Regions from separate parts of the Homo sapiens genome. Here region 1 is linked to region 2. A link is a loop called in an ENCODE intact Hi-C map of the cell type or tissue named here. Cell type or tissue: B cell. All regions are shown on one strand. Links, peaks and the distances in the headings refer to the core of each region. The heading gives the core; the rest is flanking DNA. Region 1 overlaps MPHOSPH10 (M-phase phosphoprotein 10). Region 2 has its middle 19 kb from the start of NAGK.

Region 1 (8,333 bases), core at 65-8,064, 100 kb after region 2:
AAAAAGAAGAAAAGACAGGATATTTCTGTTCATAAATTAAAGCTGTAATATATTTTGAATATAATGTAAATATTAATGTGTAAGCTTATATTGTGTCATTGTTCTGTTTTATAATAAAATTCTTGAGAACCTTCCTTTGCATCGATGACAGATATTTGAGGGTTCCATAGTGTGAAAAGACAAACCCCTAACCATTTGCAAAGCCCTTCCGGTTTTCACTGGTATGAAGCAGGACCTGGCTCCTCCCCAGGCCCTTCCTGTTCAGGCACTGCCTGAGCTGATCCTGCTGTGCTCTTGCCGTGGCCCAGGCCTGTGTGAAGGCCAGGCCAGCTTGTCCACATGGGCTGGTGAGCAAGCACTGGCCTGCAGGCTGTGAAGAGGACAGAGCCAGCCAACCCCCTCACAAGCAGCTGTCTACAGCAGAGGTCCTCACTCTTTGGGCTCTTGATTTCCTTCTCCCATTGCCCTGTCATTTCATAAAACAGTAGCATTTTCATGCCTGTGCCTTCCTTCCCCTTTGGGAAATGATCTCATGTCATCTGAACAAAGGTTTAATGTAGGCTGTAGAGCACTATCCACAATCAGCTGCAGAGGACAGGTATGATGGAGAAGTGAATCTAGAAGCAACAGAAGCTCCATACAGCCAGTAATGTAAACTGCAGTCTGCAGAGTGTTCTGTGACCACCAGGTGCTCATTGTTTCAACCTCCCCATCCAGGGAAAAATGCCTTTTGTCTGATAGGCTCTCATACTGATTTGATGGAAATGCAGTAAGCCTTAGTCCAGATGGGTAGAGAATGTGGACTAAGATTCCACCAAAGCAACAGGTGAAGCCCTTCTGGTTTTTTTGTCTACAAGGGGTCAATCAGTGGTCCAGAAGAGCCTGTGGAAGTTTGCACTCTGCATTCCTGTTACTGCAGAAGCTGGCTGCAGCAGGGTAGAGCTAGGCTGGGGGCTACATTAAGCACTGGCTTTTGTCCATCTGTGCTGCTATAACAAAATACCTGGGACTGGGTCATTTATAAACAATAGAAACATTTCCTACGGTTCTGGAGGCTGAGAGGTCTGAGATGAAGGTGCTGGCAAGTTGAGTGGTAAGAGCTGCTCTGCTTCAAGGTGGTGCCTTATGTCCTCACTTGGCAGAAGGTGGAAGGACAAAAAGCCATCAAACTCACTCCTTCAGTCCTTTTATAAGGATGCTGATCCCATCCATGAGGGCTCTGCCTTCAAGACTTAATCATTTAAAGGTCCTACCTTTTAATATCTCATTGGCCATTAAGTTTCTACACAGGAATTTTGAAGGACACATTCAGATCATAGCATAGCATTCCACCCTTGGCTTCTCAAGTGTACGTTCTTAAATGAACACATTAATTCCATCCCAATAGCTCCCAAAATCTTAACTTGTTCCGGCATCAACTTTAAATTCTAAGTCCAAAGTCTGTAAACATGGGTAAGACCAACTCAAGGTATGATTCATCCTGAGCCAAATTTCCCTCCAGCTGTCAAATCAAACAAGTTACGTGCTTCCAAAATACAACGGTGGAATAGGCATAGGATAGATATTCCCATTTAAAGGGGAGAAATAGGAAGAAGTAGCTTAGTCCTAAGTAAGTCCAAAACACACCAGGTAAACAACATTAAGTCTTGAGGCTTGAGGATAGTCTTTGACTTTATGTCTCACCTTCCAGTCACACTGGGGTGAGGGTTGGGTCCCCAAGGCTCCAGGCAGCTCCACCCCCATAGCTTTACTGGGTGCAGCCCATGCCCTGGCTCTCACTGGTTGGAGTCCTGTGCATGCAGCTCTCCCAGCCTGGCATTGCACACTGGTGGCTGTATAGGTCCAGGGTCTCAGGGGCAGCCCTGCCCCAGTGGCTGTGCTGGGCATTGCCTGGGAAGGTGTTCTCTGTGGTGGCCCTGCCCCACAGCATTTCTCTGCCTGCATTTGATGCCCCTCAGTCCTTGACATATATCACTCACTTGGTTTTCTGGCTGCCAAGTCTCTTCCTCCTACTGCGCTAGCTCAGTCTCCTTTGCAGGCTCCTTCTTACTGCCCTGCCTTTTGTTAATGAAATGCTCAGTCTTTTGACCTCTTAGTTCTCTATCTACAGTCAATCCTTGGTCCCATGTATTAATACCATTTAAACCCCAACAACTCCCAAATTTGTATTTCCAGTCTGACCTGACTTGATTACATCAGTTCAAGGGTTTTCATCCTCAAGAACGTCTAAGTGGTATCTCACATTTACATGTCCGAAACTGAACTCTTACTCTTTCTGCTCCATCCTGCCAGTTGCTAGGCTAAAGTCCTCAGAGTTTCCCTTGACTCTTCTCTTGTACATTACCACCTTTACCATGAGCAAATCCTGCTAGCTCAGTCTTCTAAATATATTCAGAATATAACGATTTCTTATCAATGGCAATGCCAACATCCCGACCCAAAATGTCACCATCATCTCCCCTTGGATTACTGCATCAGCCTTCTGTTTTCCTCACTCCCTCTCTTGCTTCCATCCTTGTGTACCCCATGATCTATTCTTAATGCAACAGGGAAAGGGGTCCTTTCAGAGCTTATGCTCAAAATCTTTGTCTCCCCTCCTCCCATCTCAGTCAAAGTCGATGCTCAAATCCATGCAATGACCTGCAGGGTCCTACATCAGGTGCTGGCAAACAGTAGCTGGATGGCAAGTTAGCCAGCTGTTTCTGTAAATAAAGTTTCATTGGAACACAACCACACTCATATGTTACGTATTGTCTGTGGCTGCTTTCACACTACAATAGCAGTGTTGCCTAGTTATGATGGAGGCCACGTGACCCCCAAAGCCTCAAATATTTACTATCTGGCCCTTCACAGAACAAATTTGCTAACACTTGCCCTCCATGATCTGGCTCTTTGCTGCCTCCCTTGCTTTGTTTCTGCTCTAGTCTTCTGGCCTCCTTGGTTTTCTTAGAGCCTGCTAGGCAATCTTCCACCTCAGGGCTTTTTTTTTTTTGGGGGGACAGAGCCTCACTCTGTCGCCAGGCTAGAGTACAGTGGCACGATCTCGGCTCACTACAACCTCCGCCTCCTGGGTTCAAGCGATTCTCCTGCCTCAGCCTCCTGAATAGCTGGGACTACAGGCGCGTGCCACCACACCCAGCTATTTTTTTGCATTTTTAGTAGAGGCAGGGTTTCACCATGTTGGCCAGGATGGTCTCGAGCTCTTGATCTCGTGATCCTCCCGCCTCGGCCTCCAAAAATACTGAGATTACAGGCGTGTGCCACCGCGCCTGACCCATCTGTCTTTTAAAAAATGTTTTTAATTTGAGGTATAATTTATATTCAGTGAAATGCACAGATGTGAAGTGCACATTTTGATCAGTTTTAACAAACGCATTACCCATGTAACCTACTTCCTTTCAAGATATAGAGCATTTCTGTCATCCAGAAAGTTCTCCTGTGCTTTAATCCTGTCCAGCACTCCCCCAGCAGCTGCTGAACATGCCTGAGGACATTGGTACAGGACTCTGGCCTCCCCAAAAGAGCTGCTTGGACAAGTCTGCTTGGCTTACCCTAAATCCCTGCCTGCACTCTAAAAATTTCCATCTTTAAACTGGTTGTACCTATAACCCTCCCTCATCAAATAAATAAACCCTGAAAAATAGGAGAATACCCCTTCCTGGCCCCGCAGCCCAGCACCTAATATTTACTATATACCCAAGCTTTTAGAAGTACGACTTGCACAGGTGGGGGCTGGCAGCTGCATCCCATCCTCCTCCTGGTAGCCTCTATCAGCCTACAGGGCTCTCAGAGCAGATCTGGCCAGGCAGCCTGAGCCTGGAAGTGCAGCGCAGCCTCCTGCTCGTTCACCCTCACTAGGGTGGCAGCTGCGGCAGCAGCTGGGCTCACCCGTTAAGCAAGAAGGTGAGGATGGGAGCGGGATGACCATTGGCTGGACAGTGACACTCAGACCCCAGCCTGGGCAAGCCTGTCTGAAAGCCCCCTTCCTTTCGGTCCAACTGTGGAGGGAGGGGGCAGAGCGTACGGGGTTCTACTGCCCTCCTCATCCTTTAGACGTCCTTCCTCCTAGGAGAGGGAGCTGCTCATTAATTGGCCAAAGCCTTCTTGAAGGCTGTAAATTTGACAGGCTTGGTGTGTGGGGGCCAACCATGCTAAAGAGAGCATCTGGTGTGTCAGAAGGCAGCCACCTCACCAGGGGAGGGTCAGCCCCCTTGGTGATCTCCTTCCCCTGCTGGACACAGCTTCCTGCACTCTCCCCATGTGAATGCTCCCCTCAGAGCTGCTTCCAAGGGTGGGGTTCTAACCCTGTGAGTGGGGACATTGTGTTCATTTACAATGGGCCATGGTTTCATCTGAAATCTCCAACTCAGAGGCAGTAGAGAGGAGAAGAGAAATTCCCTGCACCTCCTCCCTCCTCAGCACCCCCACCTCTGCACGCGTCCACATATGGAGAGCCTGACAATGGCCCCTGGGAGTGCCTCCATCTGCGCCTCCTTTCCATGCCTGCAGCAGCCACGCGCACTGTCCAGACCCTCACCCGCCTGGCTCAGTAGGCGCTGCACTGCCTCTGGTCCTGCCCCTACACCTGGGCCTCTGTACCCGTCAATTCCCCCAGTCTGGTTCTTATTTCCCCCAACAAGTAGGCAGCATGTAAGGTCATCTGTTGAGCAGGGTTGAGGGAGATAATAAGGTGGGGCTGTGAGGATGAGGAGAAGCTTATGGTCGTGCTGGAGACTCAGCTGAGCAGCCCCATTGGCTGCCTACCCAGTGGTCATCCCGCTCCCACCCTTATTTCTTCTTTGTAGACAAAACCTTGACTTCATTAAATGTTGGACACCTATGAACTTCATGGACTCTTCTGCAGCCTCCCTGCCATGTAATGGTAAATCTAAGTCAACCCTAGTAATTTCATTCCTCTGGCCAATGATCGCTTGGGGTGTGGCCATGAGCTGCCTCTTCGCCTGAGCCTGAGCCACAGCTACCCTCTGCACCTACCATGCTGACACGCTAGGCCAGGGAGAGCTCCATCTCAATGGAGATGAGCTGTGAGGGCCTCTGCTGGTGGCTGGGCAGATCAGGTAGTTGTAACGGGTTTTGTTCAGAAGGGAAGGTCGTCCATCAGCTTCTCCTCAGCATTGGCCATGCGGCAGTCCCTTGGGAAAACACACAGACCTGCTGGGCCCTTGTGCAACTGACCCCCATGGCAGCTGACAGGCACAAAGGGGAGAGTCGAGATGGCCAGGGACCACAGGTGCCCCAAGGGCTGGCTGAAGCAGTTCATGAAGGTGCTGGCAGGCCTGTCTCTCCTTGGGGACTTCAAGTGACATTCAAGAGAGAGCTCAGCTATCTCCTCCCATGCCATACCTCTTCCTCCTCCTCTTCCCTCGAGCAATAAATGGCATCCCACACTCTAGACATCTGGTACAAAACGGGGTGTCTCTTCCTGATCCCTCCCTTGGTTCATCCAAGTAACCACCAAGTCCTGTCTGTTCCCCCATCTCCACCGCTACAGCCATGTCCCTACCTCCCCAGTCCTGCCGTCCTTCTGGTCTCTCCACCCTCACTCTTCCCCTGTCATCCATGTACAATACAGTGCCAGACTGGTCTTTCTACAGCAAAATGGACTAAGGCCCTTCCCTACCCACAACTCTCGGAGCTGGAGGTGGAGTTAAAACTCACATGTTTTGGCTTGGCATTCAGAGCTCGTTCCCTCTTGGCACTGGCTTATCCAGAGCGCTCATAGTTTGGGTTTGGTGCAGAACTGGGTATGAGGTAGTGCTTTCCCTGAGAAGAAACAGGGCTGAGATGGGGGCATTTTCTGGGTTCAGAGTTAGACCTATGGAGTGCAAGGTTCCTCTGAGACACCAAATGAAGTGGTCCAGCTGGCAGCTGGCTCCTGGTCTGGAGCTTCAAGGAGAGGTCTCAGCTCAGAGCCACATTCAAAACCCAGCTTAAATGCAGCCTTCTGCAGGGAGCCCCTGGAGCTTCCACAGCCTCAGATCTGCCCCCTGCACACCCCAGATCTTTTGCCAAGTGGCGTTCGGGTCTTCATGTCATCTCTCTCCCATGTCTGGGAGTAAAGGTGAGGTGCGGGAAGTTGAGCTTTTGTACTGTGGTGTCTTCAGGGAGACTGTGTTAGGTAGAGGGGAGGCGGCTTGGAAAGAGGGAGACTCAGAGGAGAGTCAAGGACATCTGAGCAGGTGAGCCTGGGAGCAGGAAAAGGGATGAGAGTGAGCAGAGGAAACTACTGGGGCAGGAGAGCAGGTGGAAGGATCAGGGAATGAGGGGGGCTGGAGAGGTGGGGGTGGGGATCCTGGTGAGGGGCTGCCTGCCTCCCGCAAGGGCCAGTTCACCTGGTTGCCCCAAACCCCTCCCTCTGAGGGTGGGGCCAGAGGGCCCAGAGCATTGATCAACCCAATTGAGCAGGCCTGAGGTGGACTTGGGTGGGAGCTGGGCTGGACTCCTGGCCCTGGGGAGCAGCTGCCACCCTGCCTATTCCATCCACTTTCCAACTCGCTGCCTATTGGAGCAGATGCAATATTGGGTGCCTTGTGAAAGATGCTCCTAGTGCACTTGCTGCCTGCTGACCCTCCCCCCAAGACTGCTCCGAGCTCTCCAGAGGGGGGTCCTGTGGAGGCTTGGCCTAGATTCTGAGCCCTGCCTCTCATACCTGGGACCCCTCCCCCAGAGGCAGCTGCTTGAGTACCCTGGAAGCCAGTCTGTAGCCTCAGGCTAGAGCTGGGTCCCTCCCACAGCCTTTCTTTAGCTCATCTATTTGGACTGACTGCTCATTTCATAGAAAGGGGTGTGTCTTGCCCCAGCCCATCTGGCATATATAAGGCAGCTGTGGTGTCAGAATCCGCAGCTCCCATCCCCCAGCTCTGCAATACTAGAGGAGGCTGGATTCCACATCTCTGAAGTCCCACCGGACTGGTGCGATGGGGCTCACGAGTCCAGGGCTGCTCTGCAGGCTGTGGGGCTCACCTCCAGCTCGGAGCCCACCTGGTGTGCTCAAGTTGCTCACCTTTGGGCCTGTCCTGCCTCTCAGGCATTCAGCTGACCCCGAGGGACTCTCCCTCATCTTGACCACCAGTTACGGGCTCTAAGTTAGAGGTTCCCAGAACCTTAGACCATTTGGCCAAACCCTCCATTTCTCAGCTGGGGAAACTGAAACCAAAGAGGAGAAGCAACTTTCTCAAGGACCCCCAGCAAGTCAGAGGCAGAACTGGGTCTAGCAGCCTCCTCCCGACAGAGGGCCTCCCTGACCCCTGAGCCTTTACTGCCTCGTTAACTTCCCTATAAGGAGACTGCTCTGCCGAGGCTGGAAATGGAAATGCTCTCCGTGGCGGTGTGTGCCCGTGACTGCGCCCGTGTTTGTACTTGTGAGTGTGTATGGGGGTGGGGGTGAGGGATGGGAATAAACAGCAGGGATGCTGGGGGCTGGAATGCACTCTGCCTCACTCCAAAAAGGGGCGTGGGGGAGCCCAGCGCAGCACATGATTAGACTTTCCAATCTGCTGAATGCCTGTGAGGCCAGCTGGGCTCAGAAGACAAGGGACAGGCCTTTCTCCACAGATGGCAGGGGTGGCCCAGGACGGGTGAAAGCTTCTGCAGCAGCATTGGGGGTCACACCCCAGTCCATGGGCTGACAGTTAAGCAGAGAAGCCGCCACTAGGGGTCAGTCATGATCCAGCGATTCTGATGAGCGGGGCGGGGTACCACCAGCCTCTATCCAGGGTCTTGTCTTCCAGACCTCCTTGGGAAAAACTACTCCCTGGCAGAAAAGGGCTAATAATTTGAGAGGAAGCTTTCATGCACGTCCTTGTGAAGAGACCACCAAACAGGCTTTGTGTGAGCAACATGGCTGTTTATTTCACCTGGGTGCAGGTGGGCTGAGTCCGAAAAGAGAGTCAGTGAAGGGAGATGGATTATCATTAGTTCTTATAGGTTTTGGGATAGGCAGTGAAGTTAAGAGCAATGTTTTGCGGGCAGGGGTGGATCTCACAAAGTACATTCTCAAGGGTGAGGAGAATTACAGAGAACCTTCTTAAGGGTGGGGGAGATTACAAAGTACATTGATCAGTTAGGGTGGGGCAGGAACAAATCACAATGGTGGAATGTCATCAGTTAAGGCTATTTTTACTTCTTTTGTGGATCTTCAGTTACTTCAGGCCATCTGGTTGTATATGTGCAAGTCACAGGGGATGCGATGGCTTGGCTTGGGCTCAGAGGCCTGACATTCCTGCCTTCTTATATTAATAAGAAAAATAAAACAAAATAGTGTTGAAGTGTTAGGGCGGTGAAAATTTTTGGGGGGTGGTATGGAGAGAGAA
Region 2 (8,333 bases), core at 72-8,071:
AGCTAATATTACTGTTTCTAATGAATAACATCAGTATCAGTTATTAATTGGTGTTATTAATAATATTAATAATTTATTGTTATTCTTAGTATAACTATTTAATAGTAATTATCATTATTATCGGTATTGATTTTTTAAATCATATTATCAGTTATTAATATTGATTATTATTATCAATTAATAATTGATATTATTAATTGTGATAAGTAATATTGCGACATTCCTCACAATATCGCAGAAAATGTACACCGCTCTGTGATGTTGTTCCTAATAGCCAGGGGTAGACAATGACATTACTCCAAATATCGCACTGGGTGTACATCCCTTCTGTGCTCTTGTTCCTAATATCCAGCTGGGGTATACACCACCTGCAATATTGGAAGTAATCGTATTTTCTGCCCCCCTCCCCCGGATATTAGAAACAATATCGCAGGGGGTGTGAAGAACCCCTGCGATATTTGGAGTAATATCGTCTCCCTTCATGAGTATTAAGAAGAATATCAAGGGGGGGTCGAGGGAACACACCCTTTGATATTTCATATCATCCTCTTCACCGGTGGATATTAGGAAAAATATGAGGAAGGGATGTACAGACCCTGAGACATTTGCTGTCCTATAACTGTCTCTCCCCTAGTAATTAGGAATAATGTAATGGGGGATGTGAACACCCCTGCGATATTGGGAGAAATATCATCCTCTCCCACCTTGGATATTAGGAACAATATCACAGGGTTGTGTACACCTCCTGCGTTATTGGGAGTAATATCATCCTCCCTCCCTCTGGATAGTAGGAAGAGTTTCACAGGGGTGTGTACACCCCCTGCGATAGTAGAAGTAATATCATCCTGTCGCCCTGAGGAGGGAAGCCACTTTTCTGACTGTCTCCTGTCTCTGAAAAGGAGAAGGAAGTAAAAGTTGAAAAAGAACAGGATGAAGTCAGTGTCAAGAGCAGTTGTTGCCACTGATGAGCTGGCCCGAGGTGAAAAGATGAACCCCCCCCCGCCCAACTCTAAGCACATGTGCTCTCAATCCATCACGATCCTTTCACGTGGAACCCCTTAGAGTTGTAAGCCCTGAAAAGGGCCAGGGAGTCTGTCTTCCTTCGGGGAGCTCGGCTCTTAAGACGCGAGTCTGCAGACGCTCCCGGTCGAAAAAGAATTCTCTTCCTTTTTAAATCCGGTGTCTGAGAGGTTTTGTCTTTGGCTCATCCAGAACGTTTACTTGGTTCACTCTGACCACGAGTCGAACCCAGGCCGCGGTGGATGAGAGCGCCGAATCCTAACCACTAGACCGCCAGGGGAACTTGGAACTCTGTGAGAGATAGATTGCCCAACTTTAATAGTGGGTTGGCCATCAGAAGGAAGCCTGGACAGGTCCCTTGTTTCTAAGGTGTGGCAAAAGGTGACTGGTAAAGGATACCTAGACCAGTTCCCATACATAGACACTTGGTGACAGCTGGTGCTAGACCCCCCACAGTGGCTAAGAGGCCAGGCAGCAGCAGTACTAGGAGCAAAGGGACAGATAGCTAAGGAAGGATCCGGCTCCACCCACCCAGGGAAATCAACTCCTGAAGTTCTATTCGACCCAACATCAGAAGATCCATTACAGGAGATGGCACCAGTGATCCCAGTGCTGCCTTCCCCTTACCAGGGAAAGAGGCTCCCCACTCTTGAGCCCACAGTGCTTGTGCCTCCCCAAGACAAGCATATCCCTAGGCCACCCAGAGCAGATAAGAGAGGAGGTGGAGACTCGGGAGAAACCCCTCCCTTGGCAGCTGGTTTATGACCCGAAACTGGGATACAAATGCCCCTGAGAGAGCAGCGGTATACTGGGATAGATGAGGATGGTCACTTGGTGGAGAGGCGTGTTTTTGTGTAGCAGCCCTTCACCTCTGACCACCTTCTCAACTGGAAAAACAATACCTTGTGCAATACCGAAAAGCCACAAGCTCTAATTGATTTGCTCCAAACTATTATCCAGACCCACAACCCCACCTGGGCTGATTGGCACCAGTTGCTCATGTTCCTCTTTAACAGAGATGAAAGGCGGAGAGTCCTCCAAGCAGCAACTAAGTGGCTAGAGGAACATGCACCAGCTGATTATCAAAAACCCCCCTAAGGACCCAGTTACCAGGAACCGAACCCCAGTGGGACCCAAATGAAAGAGAGGCTATGCAAAGGCTAAACCGCTAAACTGAGACAGGGAAGCTCTCTTGGAAGGATTAAAGAGGGGAGCACAGAAGGCCACAAACGTTAACAAGGTCTCTGAGGTCATTCAGGGAAAAGAAGAAAGTCCAGCACAATTCTACGAGACACCGTGTGAGGCCTATTGTATGTATACTCCCTTTGATCCTGATAGTCTTGAAAATCAGCGCATGATTCACATGGCTTTAGTCAGTCAAAGCGCAGAAGACATTGGAAGAAAACTGCAGAAACAGGCTGGGTTTGCAGGGATGAATACATCACAATTATTAGAAATAGCCAACCAGGTGTTTGTAAACAGGGCTGCAGTAAGCCTTGAGGAAAACCGCAAAGAGAATGGACATCAGGCCCGGCGAAACACCGACCTGGTTGTCAGCTGCAGCAATCAGAGGGGTCCTCCGAAGGAGGCAAGGGAAGGGGGGGCCCTGGGAATGAAACTCAGCTTGGCTGTCAGAGTTTGCAGTGTAACCAGTGTGCTTCTTGTAAAGAAATAGGACACTGGAAGAACAAATGCCCTCAGCTCAAAAGAAAACAAGGTGACTCAGAGCAGGAGGCCCCGGACAAGGAGGAAGGGGCCCTGCTCAACCTGGCAGAAGGGTTATTGGACTGAGGGAGACCAGGCTCAAGTGTCCCCAAAGAGCCTATGGTCAGAATGACAGTCGGGGGTAGAGACATTGATTTTCTTGTAGGTAGCGGTGCTGAACATTCGCTAGTAACCGCCCTGGTCGGCCCCTTATCCAAAAAGACTATTGATATCATCGGAGCCATGGGGGTTTCAGCAAAGCAAGCTTTCTGCTGGCCTCAGACTTGTACTGTAGGAGGACATAAAGTGATTCATCAGTTTTTGTACATGCCTGACTGTCCCTTGCCCTTGTTGGGAAGGGACTTGCTCAGCAAGCTGAGAGCAACTGTCTTTGCTGCTAAAATTCCCCAGAACGGGAGTCATTATGACCCTTACCATCCCCGGAGAGGAGGAATGGAGACTTTTTTTTAACTGAGCCGGGCGGAGAGATAAGATCACCTCTGGCTAAGTGGTGGCGAAGAGTACGGGCAGAAGACAACCCTCCAGGGTTGGCAGTCAACCAAGCCCCCATACTCATACAAGTTAAGCCTGGGGCCCAGCTGGTTAGGCAAAACCAGGACCCGGTCCCCAGAGAAGCTCTTCAAGGTATCGAGGGCCATCTCAAGCACCTAAGAACTTTGGGAATTACAATTCCTTGTCAGTCTCCTTGCTGGAGCGTGTTGCTCCCATACGTTCATGACCTTTTGCTGGGACACCCCATGGCAGTCGGGTGCGCCAAGGGAACGGATGCCCTACTCTGGCACCTGGAGGACTGTGGGTATAAGGTGTCCAAGAAAAAAGCTCAGATCTGCTGATAGCAGGTACCTTACTTGGGATTTAGTATCCGACAGGGGGAACGCGGCCTGGAATCAGAAAGAAAGCAGGTCATTTGCAATCTACCAGAGCCTAAGAGCAGAAGGCAGGTGAGAGAATTCTTACGAGCTGTGGGGTTTCATAGACTGTGGATCCCAAACTTTGCAGTATTAGCCAAGCCTTTGTATGACCTCACAAAGTTTGGGGGTGGGGGGACAGGGAAACTTTTGAATGCGGATCCCAACAACAGCAAGCCTTTCATGAGTTAAAGGAAAAACTTATGTCAGCCCCAGCCCTGGGGCTACCCGATCTGACAAAGCCTTTTACATTGTATGTGTCAGAAAGAGAAAAGATGGCAGTTGGAGTTTTAAGCCAAACTGTGGGGCCCTGGCCGAGGCCGGTGGCCTACCTCTCTAAACAACTAGATGGAGTTTCTAAAGGATGGCCCCCCTGTTTGAGGGCCTTGGCAGCAACTGCCCTGCTAGTCCAAGAAGCAAATAAGCTGACTTTTGGGCAAAACCTGAACATAAAGGCCCCCCATGTTGGGGTGACTTTAATGAACACTAAAGGACATCATTGGCTAATGAATGCTAGACTCATCAAGTACCAAAGTGTGCTCTGTGAAAATCCCCGTATAACCACTGAAGTTTGTAACACCCTAAACCCTGCCACCTTGCTCCCGGTATCAGAGCGGCCTGTCAAGCGTGATTGTGTAGAAGTGTTGGATTCAGTTGACTCTAGCAGACCTGACCTTCGGGACCAGCCTTGGGCATCAGTAGACTGGGAACTATACGTGGACAGGAGCAGCTTCATCAACCCACAAGGAGAGAGATGTGCAGGATATACAGTGATGCAGTAGTAGCCCTGGATACTGTTGTTGAAGCCAGATCATTGCCCCAGGCCACTTCAGCCCAGAAAACTGAACTCATTGCTTTAATTGGGGCCTTAGAACTCAGTGAAGGTGAGACTGTCAACATTGACACTGATTCTCGGTATGCCTTTTTAACCCTTCAAGTGCGTAGAGGATTATAGAAAGAAAAGGGCCTACTGAACTCTGGGGGGAAAGACATAAAATATCAACAAGAAATCTTGCAATTATTAGAAGCAGTATGGAAACCCCACAAGGTGGCACTTAGGCATCAGCAAGCTTCCACCTTGCTGGGTTTGGGGAATTCCCACGCTGACTCAGAGGCTCAAAAAGCAGCATCTGTCCCCTTCCAGGCATCAGTCACAGCCCCTCTGCTCCCTCAAACACCTGATCTTGTACCTACTTCTTCTAAAGAAGAAAAGGACTTTCTCCAGGTAAAGGGGAGGACAAGTGACAGAGGAAGGATGGATTCAGTTACCAGATGGGAGAGTAGCTGTGCCACAGCTCCTAGGAGGTGCAGTTGTACTGGCTGTGCATGAAACCATCCATCTAGGTCAGGAGTCACTGGAAAAGTTGTTAGGCCGGTATTTCTACATCTCGCATTTGTCAGCCCTCGCCAAAACCATGAGGCAGCGGTTTGTTACCTGCCGACACCATAATGCGAGGCAAGGTCCAGCTGTTCCGCCCGGCATACAAGCTTATGCAGCAGCCCCCATTGAAGATCTGCAGGTAGACTTCAGAGAGATGCCAAAGTGTGGAGGTAACAAGTATTTACTAGTTCTTGGGTGTACCTAGTCTGGGTGGGTGGAGGCTTATCCAACATGAACTGAGAAAGCTCGTGAAGTAACCCATCTGCTTCTTCGAGATCTTATTCCTAGGTTTGAACTGCCCTTATGGGTAGGCTCAGATAACGGGCCAGTGTTTGTGGCTGACTTGGTACAGAAGACGGCAAAGGTATTGGGGATCACACGGAAACTGCATGCCGCCTCCCAGCCTCAGAGTTCCGGAAAGGTGGAGCGGATGAATCGGACTATCAAAAATAGTGCTATACTATTGTCTTCCCCGCTGGATATTTAAAACAGCACCACAAGGGGCATCAAACCACCTGCTAAATTTGAGGGAATGTTATCCTCTCCCCACCTCCCCCGGCCCCGGATATTAGAGACAATAACACAGGGGTAATGTACACCCACTGCTTTATTGGGAGTAATATCATCCTCTCCCTTCTTGGATATTAGGAACAATATCACACTGTGCATGTACGCCTGTCGTGAAATTCAATGGAATGTCATCCTTTGCCTCCCTGGATATGATGAACAATATCACGGGGGATGTACAACTTGTGAGATATTGGGAGTGATATCATCCTCTCCCGTCTGGAAGTTAGGGACAGTATCACAGGGGTGGTGTACACCCTCTGGGATGTTGGGACTAATATCATCCTCCCGCCCACTGGATATGAAAAACCATATCACAAGGGGCTTGTACACACACTTCGATATTGGTATTAATACCATCCTCTCCCTCTTTGGATATTCGGTGCCATATTTCAGGTGGGGTATACACCACCTGCAATATTGGAAGTAATAAGATTTTCTCCCCCCCGGATATCAGAGACAATATCACAGGGGGTGTCAACAGCCCCTGCGATATTTGGAGTAATATCATCGTCTCCCCTCATGAATATTAAGAACAACATCGTAGGGGTGGGGGGTGTACACCCCCTTTCATATTTGATATCATCCTCTTCCCCCCTGGATATTAGGAACAATATCAGGAAGGGATGTGCAGACCCTGCAATATTTGCCGTCATATAATTGTCTCTCCCCTAGATATTAGGAAAAATGTAACTGGGGATGTGACCAGCCCTGCGATATTGGGAGTAGTATCATCCTCTCCCCGTTGCATATTAGGAACAGTATCACAGGTGGGGTGTAGTGTCTCTGCGATATTGGGAGTAAAATTATCCTCTCTTCCCCTGGATATTAGGAAGGGTATCAGAGGGGGAGGGTGTACATTCCCTTCGATATTCAATGTAATCTTATCCTCTCCCTCCCAGGGTATTAAGAACAATATTACAGGAGGGGTGTACACCCCCTGCGATATTGAGAGTCATATCATTCTCTTTCGCTCTGGATATTAGGAACAATATCACAGGGTTGTGTACACCCCCTGGGATATTGGGAGTCATATCATCCTCTCTCCCTGTGGATATTAGGAAGAGTATCACAGGGCTGTGTATACCCCTGCGGTATTGGGAGTCATATCATCCCCTCTCCCTCTGGATATAAGGAAGAGTTTCACAGGGGTGTGTGCACCCGCTGCGATATTGGGAGTAATATCATCCTCTCCACCCAGGAAATGACTAACAAGGTCACGGGGGGGAACTTGCCCCTGCCATATTGGGAGTAATGTCGTCCTCCCCAAACCTGGATGTTAGCAGCAAGATCACAGAGTGGGTGTACACACCCTTCGATATTGGAAGTAATATGATTCTCTCCCCACCTGGATATAGGGAAAAATATCACAGCGCGGGTATACATTTCCTATGCTGTTGGGAGTAATATCATTCTTTTCCTTTCTGGATATTAGGAACAATATCACAGGGGTGGTGTACATTTACTTTGATATTGGGAGTAATATCATCCTCTCCCCGTTAGGACATTAGGAACAATATCCCAGGGTGGTGTCCACCCTCTGCGATATTGAGAGTAATATCATCTTCTATTTCCCTGGTTATTAGACACAATATCACAAAAAGGTGTACAACCCCTGCGATATTGGGAGTAATATCATACTCTCCTTCCCTGGATATTAGAAAACAATATTCATCAGGGCTGAATACCCCCTGCGATAATGGGAGTAATATTTTCTCTTTCACAGGCCATTAGGAACAATATCACAGCGGGTGTTTACACACCCTGCGATATTGGAGGTAATATCATCCTCTGCCCCCTGGCATATTACCAACGATATCAAACAGGGGTGGTGTACACCCCTTGTGATATTGGGAGTATTATCATCCTCTCCACCTCCGGGTATTAGGAACAATATCCCGGCGGGGGGTAGTACAACCCCAGTGATATTGGGAATAATGTCATCCTCTCCTTCCCCGGATATTAGGAACAATATCACAGGAGGGTGTACACCTTCTGCGATATTGGAAGCAATATCATCCTCTTCCCCGCTGGATATTAGAAAAAATATCACTCATGGTGTACACCCACTGTGATATCAGGAAGAATATTACAGGGTGTACACCCACTCTGACTTTAGGAGAAATAGCTCCCTAAAATGTCACAAATAATATCACAGGGTATACAGTAATATCTCCCTAGGATATGACACATACTATCACAGGGTGTACACCCACTGTGATAACAGGAGTAATATGTCCCAAGGATATTACCAATAATATCACAAGGCCGTACACCCAGTATGACATAAGGAGTGATATCTCCCTAGGATACTACGAATACCGTCACAGGATGTACACCCATGGTGTGCACCCACGGTGATACTAGGAGTAATATCTACCCAGGAAATAACCAATAACAGCACAGGGTGTACATACATGATGTCCACCCATGGTGATGTTATGAGAACTATCTCCCTAGGATAATACGAATAATATCACAGAGTGTACACACATGGTATACACACACTGTAGCACTAGGAATAATAACTTTCTGAGATATGAATAGCATCACAGAATAAAAACACATGGTGTACGCCCACTGTAACATCAGGCGTAATTTCTCCCTAGGATATTACGAGTAGCATCTCAGGGTGTACAAACATGGTGTACACCCACTGTGACATGACGGGTAATATCCCCCTAGAGGATATTACCAATAACATCACAGGGTGTTCACCCGTGGTGTACATG

The links. Hi-C counts contacts between places; a loop is a spot of excess contacts. Peaks named below come from ENCODE experiments on the same cell type or tissue, not always from the same donor. Only the 100,000 strongest peaks of a DNase experiment are listed, where the experiment ranks them.
Region 1: a loop joins it to region 2, with 23 times the contacts of the local background. A loop is called at or near these places in 3 of 110 quality-filtered maps.

What each region holds. Positions count from the first base shown.
Region 1 is chr2:71,149,968-71,158,300 of GRCh38, forward strand. MPHOSPH10 (M-phase phosphoprotein 10) reads left to right here. Exons shown (of 11, transcript NM_005791.3): 11 at 1-134. The coding sequence ends at 48. Among named protein-coding and RNA genes, the nearest start is that of MPHOSPH10, 24 kb to the left of the region's middle. RefSeq lists an enhancer at 1,671-1,730 and silencers at 7,555-7,694, 7,617-7,778. In B cell, for the core only: a CTCF peak has its summit at 7,673 (motif pointing right); DNase peaks (open chromatin) are centred at 5,064 and 7,674; H3K27me3 peaks cover 548 bases.
Region 2 is chr2:71,045,131-71,053,463 of GRCh38, forward strand. It overlaps the pseudogene TRE-CTC15-1. Among named protein-coding and RNA genes, the nearest start is that of NAGK, 19 kb to the right of the region's middle. In B cell, for the core only: a CTCF peak has its summit at 4,694 (motif pointing right); a DNase peak (open chromatin) is centred at 4,751; H3K27me3 peaks cover 310 bases.